Regions from separate parts of the Homo sapiens genome. Here region 2 is linked to region 1. Evidence: read pairs that join two places in POLR2A ChIA-PET (ENCODE). Cell type or tissue: MCF 10A. All regions are shown on one strand.

Region 1 (5,000 bases):
TTCACAACTGTCCCCTGCTCCAGTACCTAGGACAATCCTTGGGATCCTTAAGAAACACTTGTTGAACTAATATTCCAAAAGGGTCATGATCACCTGCTTGTGCCCTGTAATGTGTGTCAAAGATGCTAGATGGCTAAGGTATTATGATCCTGAGGTCACCTGACACTGTCTTTATCTGTGTTACTCCGTAACCCTACTTCCTAGCACTGCACCTGAGCCCTGTAAATGATGCCTCATATTTTAATATTAGGTAGTGTATTTTCATGTGTGTGGCTGCTGTTACGAATGACCACAAACTTAGTGGCTTACAACAACAGAAATGCATTCTTTCATGGTTCTGGAAGCCGGATGTCCAAAATTAAGGTATCAGTGGGGCTGCATTCTCTCTGGAGGCTTGGGGGGAGAATCCGTTCCTTGCCTCTTCCAGCTTCTGGTGGCTGTCCCATTCCCTGACCTGTGACTGCATCCCTCTGATCTCTGCCCCCATGGTCACTGTATTAGTCTGTTTTCACACTGCTATAAAGAAGTGCCTGAGACTTGGTAATTCATAAAGGAAAGAGGTTTAATTGACACACAGTTCCTCAGGGCTGGGGAAGCCTCAGGAAACTCACGATCATGGCAGAAGGGGAAGAAGGCACATCTTGCATGGGAGCAGGTGAGAGATAATGAGCAAGAGCAGGGAAAACTGCCTTCTAAAGCCATCAGCTCTTACGGGAACTCACTCAGCAGCTTGCCTAGGGTCACTCGGGTAGCAAGAGGCAAAATCGTGAGTGGACTCAAGATGCATGTTCTCACTCATGAGAACAGCATGGGGGAAACCGCCCCCGTGATCCAATCACCTCCCACCTGGTCCCTTCCTTGACACCTGGGCATGTGGGGATTATGGGGATTACAATTTGAGATGAGATTTGGGTGGGGACGCAGAGCCAAACCATATCAGTGACATTGCTTCCTCATCTGCAGTGTGTCTGTGTCAAGTCTCCCTCTGCCTCCCTCTTGTCAGGGCACTTGTGATTGCCCTTAGGGCTGTATTAGTCTGCCCTGGCTGCCGTAACAAATACTTCAGACTGGGGGCTTAAACAACAGAAATTTATCGTCTCACAGTTTTGGAGGCTGGAAGTCTCAGGTCAAGGTGTCAGCGGTGTTAGTCTTTTCTGAGTCCGTTCTCCTTGGCTGTAGACAGCCGTCTTCTCCCTGTATCTTCACGTGATCTTCCGTCTGTGTGTGCCTGTGTCCTAATCTCTTCTTATAAGGACACCAGTCATGTTGGATCAGAGCCCATCCTCAGGACCTCATTTCAATGACCTCTTTAAAGACCTTATCTCCAAACACAGTCGCACTCTGAGTTAGCTTTTCTGTATTCTTTCCCTGGTCAGCAATTTCTGGGGTTAGGATGTCAACATATGAATTTTGGGGGGATACAGTTTAGCTCATACCAAGGGCCCACTCAGATAATTCAGGATAATCTTTCCCATCTCAAGATCCTTAATGGCAAAGACTGCTTTTTCATTTGAGGTAACAGTCACAGATTCCAGGGGTTAAGAACTGATTTCTTGGTATGGTTCTATTTCATCCTACTACAGGTATAGAAGAGAAAGAGTGAAGGATTCTGGAAACGTCAGGCTGCTGAACCACCTTCATATGGTTTGGCTCTGTGTTCCCACCCAAATCTCACCTTGAATTGTAATGATCCCCACGTGTCAAGGGCAGGACCAGGTGGAGATAATTGAATCATGGGGGCGGTTTTCCCTATGCTGTTCCCCTGATAGTGATCAAGTTCTCACAAGATCTGATGGTTTTATAAGGGGCTTCCCCCTTCGCGGGGCACTCATTCTCTCTCCTGCCACCCTATGAAGAGATGCCTTCTGCCATGATTGTCAGTTTCCTGAGGCCTCCCCAGCCATGAAGAACTGTGTCAATTAAACCTCTTTTCGGTGTAAATTACCCAGTCTCTGGTATTTCTTCATAGCAGTGTGAGAACGGACTCATACACATCTGGTGTGGGGAAAGGGGGCAGTGGAGAGGCTTCTGCAGGATGGAACCTTCCTGTTTTGAGATCCAGTGTTGGCTTCTTGAGCCTTACCCCCAAGACCTCTTTGTGGCCATGAACCGTTCTTTTTTTTCTGCAAACAATCTTTTTCCTGTTGCAATGATGCTCAGTCCACCATCTCCTGGTTTTCATTCTGTATCTCTGGAAGCTTCTCCTCAGAAGTATTGCTGGCTCCTGTTTTGCTGTTATTTTCAGGAATGAAAATATGGCTCAAGGTTCTGCCCTAGGCCCCTTCCCATGTTACAGACATGAAAATGGAGGCTTAGAGAGCTAAGTAACTTGGCTAAGGTCACTCGGGTAGCAAGAGGCAAAATCGTGACTGGACTCAAGATGCATGACTCAGATGTCCCAGCATCGCCTCTCTGACGTACCCAGCATCCAGCATGTACTCTGTGTTCAATAAATACGCTGATAAATGCTGAGTAAAACAGAACTCAAACCCAGGTTTTCTGGATCTAATCTATTATTCTTTCCAGCCAGCATTCTGGTAAGAACATCATTTCCCCTCTCCTCTGTACCCAGAGGGAGCAGCTGTCCCAGAAATTGCAGTTACTCTCAAGATTTTTATTTTCAGCAGCTCTGATTTTTATGTTCAGGGACCACACTTAATTATTGCAAAACATCTGCTGGCACAAAGTGGCGTTTTGTTACTGAATCATTCCCAAGAACATCCCATGAGCTCTTGTACTTGGAGACAATTTCTGCAGGGGCCTGGGCCAGCAGAAATACCTCCTGTTTAAGAGGCAGCAGGGGAGACTTAGGGTTGACTGGCTTTGAAAGCAACCACTAATTAGATTGTTCAGGGCTTAAAAAATGATAAGGCTTCTCAATATCAGACAGCGGTCCTTATCAGATATTTAATAACCTCTGCATGACTTTCCGTGAGCATCTCTGTGTGACGAGGTGTTTTTAGGGTGAGATTTTTTTCCATGTCTATGGGGTTCCATAATGGCGATCATAACAGCTCACACTTTACTGAGCCCTTTTTCTGTGCCAAGCAGCGTCCTTAGCACTCCTTGAACTTCATCACATTCAAAAAGGTCTCCTATTATCCATATGAATATACCTTATGATGGAGAAGTAATCTGGGTCAGCTAGAAGTTGTCTTTCCCAAGGCTGAGCCAGCTGGCAAATGTGTGACAGAATCTAAACCCAGACAGGCAGACCCCAAAGCCCCATTCTCAACATCCATCCTCTAAGGTCAAAGGTAACGGGGAAGCTGCTGCTCAAAACACAGCCGAGACACCATCCAGTTTGGACCTGGGAGGATTCCCACTGCAACTGTTGACTATAAGACTGAGTTTGATGTGAGGAGGAACTTCATGGCTAAGATTTGGAGACACTGGGTCCGAGTAAGATTGAAAGGCCTTGGAATGGTGGGTAGGGGCCTTCCAGATCCCGCCCCTGCCTTGCTCTGCAGCCCCCTCTTCCAACACATCCCCACACCCCAGGGCTGAGCCTGCTCCCTGAGCCTTGCTCCCTCCCAGGCCTCTTCCTTTGCTTCATGCACCTGCTGCTTTGTTTGGGCTGCACTTCCTCCCTCTTGGCCTTTGTCATTGGGTGCCCAGGTTTTTCTCTGTCCCCGCCTCCTCCGATGGTCCTGCACAATGCTTCCTTGGTGTCCCTTATGCCTTCCAGACCTCCCTGGCCAGGCCAGTGCCCTTCCAGGTCACCTCTTCTGGCATCCCACATTGCCCCCACAGAGCACTTCCAGCTGTCCTTTTGTACCCATTTCTGGGATTTGATGGTCTCTCCTATCAGACTGTCAGCTCCATGAGGACAAGGACTGTGTCTGTTTCTCCTTATTGTATATCCCCAGCGTTCAGTGTACTGCCTGGCAAATAGTTCATGTTCAAAATATTTTTTGAATGAGTTGTCTGAGTTATCTACTTGCTTGTGGGCTTCCTTACTAGACTATCAGGAAACAGCATCTGGCAGGTAGTAGTTGATGTGTTCAAATTGGGATTTTTAGTAAAGATACAGCTTACAAAGGCAGCGTCGGACTGCAGGAGTTATTATAACCCTCAGGCCTGAGCAGACCAGGAGAGGGAAGGGCTGCCTAGAAGGAGCTGCGGCCTGGAGAGAGCAGAGGAACGAATACCCCAACCTCATCAGCCACTCATTCTTTGACTTCTCTATGTGCCTCCCATTGACTGAGCCCACAGGGCAGCTAGAGGTCAAGGGGGTTCAAGGATGCAGTTCCCACTGGCTGCCTCTTGGGGCGTTTCAGGGGCAAGGTCGTCTATCCAGTACTGTGTGTTAAATAGGTATACAAAGGAAGGAATCGCCTTCCCAAAAGATGTGATAGTGTTGCAGTTCTCGGGAAACTGTCAAAGGAGAAGATAGAACGGGATGTTTCTGGTCTTGTTGGGAAATGACCCTGCCTGGAGTCCATGGGATTCCTCTTCCTTTCAGCCTTTTTTCTTTGGCTAATACCCAGCCCTGTATTAAGGATTTGGAATTTGCAGGCGATACCATTGCATTGTCAGGTAGAGATTCTTTGAGCAAAGACTTTAGAGAGGAGACACTGTGGGTGTGCCCAGTGCACAGTGTTGGGGGTCAGCATGTTTGAGTGAACATCCTGGCTCCCGGAGAGGCAGCAAGGCATAGTGTGGTAAGGGACATGGGACCTGGAGTTAGCCTATCCAAGTTCAAATCCTGGATCTGGATCTACCACTTCACAGCTGTGTGGCTTGACTTTCCCATCTGTGAAATGGGGATAAGGGTAGATGAGGATAAGATGAGCTAGTCCACGCAAAGCACTTAGACCCATGCCTGGCTCATGGTTCGGGGACCACACTTCCTGGTGAGCTCAGGATGGCCCCAAAGTATGCCTGTCATCCCAGAAGAATTATTACTAATGTCCCCTTTATTCTCAAAAGGGTTCTGGTTTGGAGATGACTCACGTGGTCTTACACACTGTAGGGTGTTGTTATGTCTTGCTGAATAT
Region 2 (5,000 bases), 220 kb before region 1:
AACACTTCGGCAGAGAAAAAAGCTGTGGGACTGTTTTTCTCTGCCTCTCCTTTGATGCCCTCTAACTCACTCTCCTTGGTCAGTTCTGGCAATGTCATTCCAGCTGTGTGACCTTGGGCAAGTCCTCGGCTTATTTGTGTTCACTTTCTTATCTGTTAAATGGGGACAGTAATGGTGCCTACCCCGTGTGGTTGCAGTCAATAGTAAATGAGTTTATAGATGTAAAGCCCTTAGGCTAGTGCCTGACATAGGAAACACCGTAAATTATTATTTATTACTGTTATTTTTCAGCCGGTAACCATGTCCTGATTCTGTCCTGTAAAATAGTTTAATTACTATTACTGCTTGAATTCAGACCCAAACATCCCTTCTCTGGGCTATTACAGAAAGCTCCTGATTGATTTCCTCGCCAACGTTTTCCTCCCTATGGGACCATTCTCCATAGGCCTTACAGAACATGCAGCTCACCATCTGGGAAATCAGAAAAGCCAGCGGTCGTTGCGAGTTGTTGGGAATGTTTTCGTGGAGGAGCTGGGATTTGAACTTGACCTGGAAGGATGTGGAGGATATTGATCGTCAGAAGAATTGAGGGCCAGGTGAAAGTCTAAATTGAGAAAGGCCCAGAGTAGCAAGGGGACCTAATGTGGTGAGGGTAGGAGGGGCCAGAGGGTGTGCCAGGAACCCAGATGCCTGTAGGGGCCAGGGATGACCTGTAAGAGTAAAATGGGGATTTTTCTGTGATTTCTTCCAATAGAATTTTTTTTTTTAAATCCATGGGTAGACCGAACAAACCCCATCTGAGATGAAAGGCTGTAGCCCACAGTTTGTTGCTTTGGATGAAGATAGTTTGAGAAGTTAAAACTCAGTCTCACCAGTAACAGCCTCAGTGGGAGGCAGTAGAAAGCTCCTTCTCCTGCTTACCAATCCCCTGTCCCCACCCTCACCCATTCCCATTCTGTATTAGAATCTTCTGGACAAGAGGAGGGGATGAGCCCTCAGGTGACTTATTTTCTTTGCTTCTCTTGAACGTTGACAGTCTCTAAAGCCAGCAGACCAATGACTAGATTTTATTTAGAAAGTTTAAAAAGCGTTTTGAATCAGATACTTTGTAGACTGCTTATTCAAGAAGACAAAAGGTTCAGAGAAGTTGAATGTAGAGTAGCCTAGATGCCAGAAAGCCTCACCCCATCTCGTCACTCTCCTGCCCAAACCCTCTTGTGTCATCCCACCGCTCTCTGAATTGAGTCCAGCTCTTTGCCCTGCCTTGGTTTTGCATGTTCCAGTGGTGGCTGCCTCTGCTTTCTTCCCGTCTCTATTCTGGTGCAGCCGCGGTGGCCTCTTTTTATTCCTGAACAGCCCAGGCCCCTTCTCTCCTTGGCATGTTTGCCTGGACTGCTCAGTTCTTAATACATGACTCATTTTCATCTCTCAAGTCCAAGTCCCTGTGTGACATCTTCTCTGAGAGGCCTCCCCCTGCCATCCTAACTAAAGCACTGCACTGTCCCCTCCTTATCTCTCCTACATCACTCTTTAGGTCACTGAGACGTTGAACACCCCTAGTCTGCCACATTAGCTTGGGGTGCAGGTGGGCAGGACCTGCCCCTTCTCTTGGTTGCTGCGTTCCCCAGGTAGCGCTGCTCCAGCACATGGACACTTGCTGCTAATATGTGCAGGATGATTGGAGATTCCTGAATAACTTCAGGTTGGAAGATGTCAGTGGCAATGGGAACTGGAGAAAGGAATTGGACGTGACAGATTTTGAAGGATCAGCAGCAGGGTTTGGCTCTGTTGACCACCCTCACTTCCTGGAGTCTTCCCCAGCTTTGGTGATGCCATGTGCTTGGTGCCTCTTTGGCTCTGCGATGACTTCTAGGACTGGGACTCATTTGCTGTGCTTCTTCTTCCGTTTCATTCTTTGATAAGGGCATTCTGAGGGCTTTGTTTTCGGCTGTTCTCTCCTCTGCTTTCCATCGAGGATTCTCATCCACTTCCATGGACTCCATGGCCAGCTGGGGCTGTACTGCTCTTACAGCCATCTCTCTGTGCCCAGACCTCTGGGCAGTTGATTGCCAGGCATTTGTTTGCCCGTTCGCAGTGACCACTGCTCTGAGCTGGGCACTCTGTGCCAGGCTGTATCGAGGCGAGTAAGCACAGCCTGCCTGTCTACAGCCCTAAACTTGCCTCTCTGGAGAGGTGATTAACCAAGCCAACCAGGAAGGGCTTTCACAATACACAGGGCACACTGTTGCAAGTTGTGGAGAGTGTTGTAACAGAGCCATAGGGGAAATCCTACTAGGTTAGGATAGTGGGGACTAGCTTCTAGGAGGCTAAAGTGTTCTCTGGGTAGAGCCCAGGCCTGGAATACAAATGCAAATTGGCCCCTTTTGGTAACCTCACCTTGCTGGGGTCTCAGCTTCACCACCCTGGGGTTTAAAGTATTGGGAACTTTTCTTCTGCTTTTTTCTCCATTCCCTGCAGGAGCCTAAACGGGCATTGACAGTAAGTTGTTGTGTTTATTAATACTCTGAAGCCATTGCAACTTATCTCAGTTTATTCTGGTATATTTTGCTTTTTCTCCTTTAGAGATTAGCAGTGAAACCCTTCAAATGATAAAGACTCTTGTGCCTGTTTGGGGAAAGCAAATGTCACAGCCATGTTTTGTCCCTAACTTTGCATACTTGACACTGCTCACACTCTTTTCACATGTACATTGATGTAGAAAGTTATAGAAATTCCTTTTCATGGCTTTTTTTTTTTTTTTTTTGAGACAGGCTCACTCTGTCCCCAGGCTGGAGTGCAGTGGCACGATCTCGGCTCACTGCAACCTCCGCCTCTCAGGTTCAAGCGATTCTCCTGCCTCAGCCTCCCGAGTAGCTGAGACTACAGGCAGGCACCACCATACTCAGCTAATTTTTGTATTTTTAGTAGAGACGGGGTTTCACCATGTTGGCCAGGATGGTCTCGATCTCCTGACCTCGTGATCCACCCATCTCAACCTCCCAAAGTTCATGGCTTATTTTTAAGGGAAAATGTATAAAACAAAGTATGGAAGAAAAAGATATTGCAGGGCATAAAGGGAGAAAAAGGAAGGAGGAGGAAGAGGGGAGAAAGCTTATAGTTGTAACGCTTGTAGTTTTTAATGTTAACAGTTGTACTCAGGAAGTGGGGGAGGTGCCCAGGAAGGGGAGAACGTAGGACATGAATGTTTGGATTAAGCCCCCCTGCCTCCCTCCACTCTTGTAGGTTTGGTCTCTAGGAGTCGGTCCTGTCTTCTTAGCCCTGAGAGGGGAGGTACGATGGAAGACTGGAGGCGGTCTTAGTGCAGTAGCAGCTTGAGCTTTTTGATGATGTTTGTTGTATCTATGGATGTTTACCATATTGGAAATTATAACAAAGTATTTTGAAATAGTTATAGATCCACATGAAGTTATAAGAATAGTGTAGAGAGTCCTATGTACTCTATTTATTTTTGAGAAGGAGTCTTGCTCTATCCCCCGGGCTGGAGTGCAGTGGCATAACCTCGGCTCACTGCAACTTCCGCCTCCCGGGTTCAAGTGATTCACCTGCCTTAGCCTCCTGAGTAGCTGGGATTACAGGTGTGCGCCACCACGCCCAGCTAGTTTTTGTTTTTTTAGTAGAGATAGGTTTTTACCATGTTGGCCAGGTTGGTCTTGAACTCCTGACCTCAAGTGATCTGCCTGCCTCGGCCTCCCAAAGTGCTGGGATTACAGGCATGAGCCACTGCGCCCGGCCCAAGTCCTGTGTACTCTTTACCCAGCCTTTTCTAGCAGTAACATCTTACAAAGCTTTAGTACAATATGAAAGCTAGGAAATTGATTTGGTATAATAATGCTAGTTAGACTACAGGCCTTATTCATAAATCAGAAAAATTTAAAACATAAGATTAAACAATCACACATTTCATAAGCCACCAGAATGATGACATTTTCACACATGATAGCCTCCAGAAAACTCCACTCTACACATCTGAGAGTGAAAAAGGCAGACAACATCTTAGTGTTGTTATAGCAATAGCTCTGACCTTGTGGGCCCCAGAAAGGGAATTCTCAGGTGTCCACGGACTGTGAGGTATGAGACCCCACTGGGTTGGTGGTTAGAATGTAGACTCTGGAATCTGTCTGGATTTTATCTTGGCTCCACTACTTCAAAACTATGTAGCTTGGGAAAGTTACTCAGCAGGGCTGCTCTGTGGCATAGTATTTGAGAATCCAGACCCTGAAGCGAGATTGTCTGGATTGAAATTACCTAGCTCTGCCACCTGCTGGCTGGGACTATGGGCAAAGTTTAGTTTCATCTGTAACGTGGAGATCATAGAAGTGCCTATAGCAATTGGTAGTGTGCAGATTAAATGAGGTGATAAGTGCTCACAGTTGTATCTGACACATCTTGAACGCTCCATCTGTGTTAGTTGTGATTGTTACTGTTGTGATGATTAAATGAGGTAATGCATGTAAAGTGCTTAGCACAGATCTTGGCTCAGAGGATGGAATAAATGTTATATTCCCTAAGCTCCTCACCCCGTCCAGCATGGAAAGGTCATCCTGGGTCAGAGAAAATGTATCAGGAAAGCAGTAGAAGGGCCCTTCAGAGGCTCCCCAGCAAGGTCAAAACTCGTGAATCAAAATCTGTCCAAGGTTTCTTGTCTCAGGGAGCAGGAACAGAGAAGTTCTTCCTCTAGCCAGTGGGCTTCATGAGGAGGGGGTCCTAGCATGGTGCTAGCTCTGAGCAGACACTCAGGGAGTATGTGTTAATGACTGACGGATGGGCTGAATGAAGGAGAGACGCTTTGGCGATTAATTGGGGGAAGAGAAGCGGGTAGTGACTTTCTTTGAGTTTGAGGTAGGAAGTTGGAAACATCGAATTAATGAGATCAATTAATAGTTAATAACTAAATGACATTAAATTGACTTAAATTTAACATGTTAAATTTAATACATACTGTTCCAGATCTGTTCATTGATACATGTTTAAAGACTGTA

The links. ChIA-PET counts read pairs that join two places held together with the same protein. Peaks named below come from ENCODE experiments on the same cell type or tissue, not always from the same donor. Only the 100,000 strongest peaks of a DNase experiment are listed, where the experiment ranks them.
Region 2: POLR2A ChIA-PET joins it to region 1 with 5 read pairs; 1 of 35 experiments calls an interaction of 5 or more read pairs at or near these places.

Annotation. Positions count from the first base shown.
Region 1 is chr1:13,946,578-13,951,577 of GRCh38, forward strand. It overlaps a transcript of KAZN not described here. Among named protein-coding and RNA genes, the nearest start is that of PRDM2, 250 kb to the left of the region's middle. RefSeq lists a silencer at 249-481. In MCF 10A, a CTCF peak has its summit at 4,183; DNase peaks (open chromatin) are centred at 2,404 and 2,684.
Region 2 is chr1:13,721,752-13,726,751 of GRCh38, forward strand. The region is part of intron 2 of PRDM2 (PR/SET domain 2); the gene reads left to right. Among named protein-coding and RNA genes, the nearest start is that of PRDM2, 24 kb to the left of the region's middle. In MCF 10A, a CTCF peak has its summit at 4,288 (motif pointing left); DNase peaks (open chromatin) are centred at 2,230 and 4,270.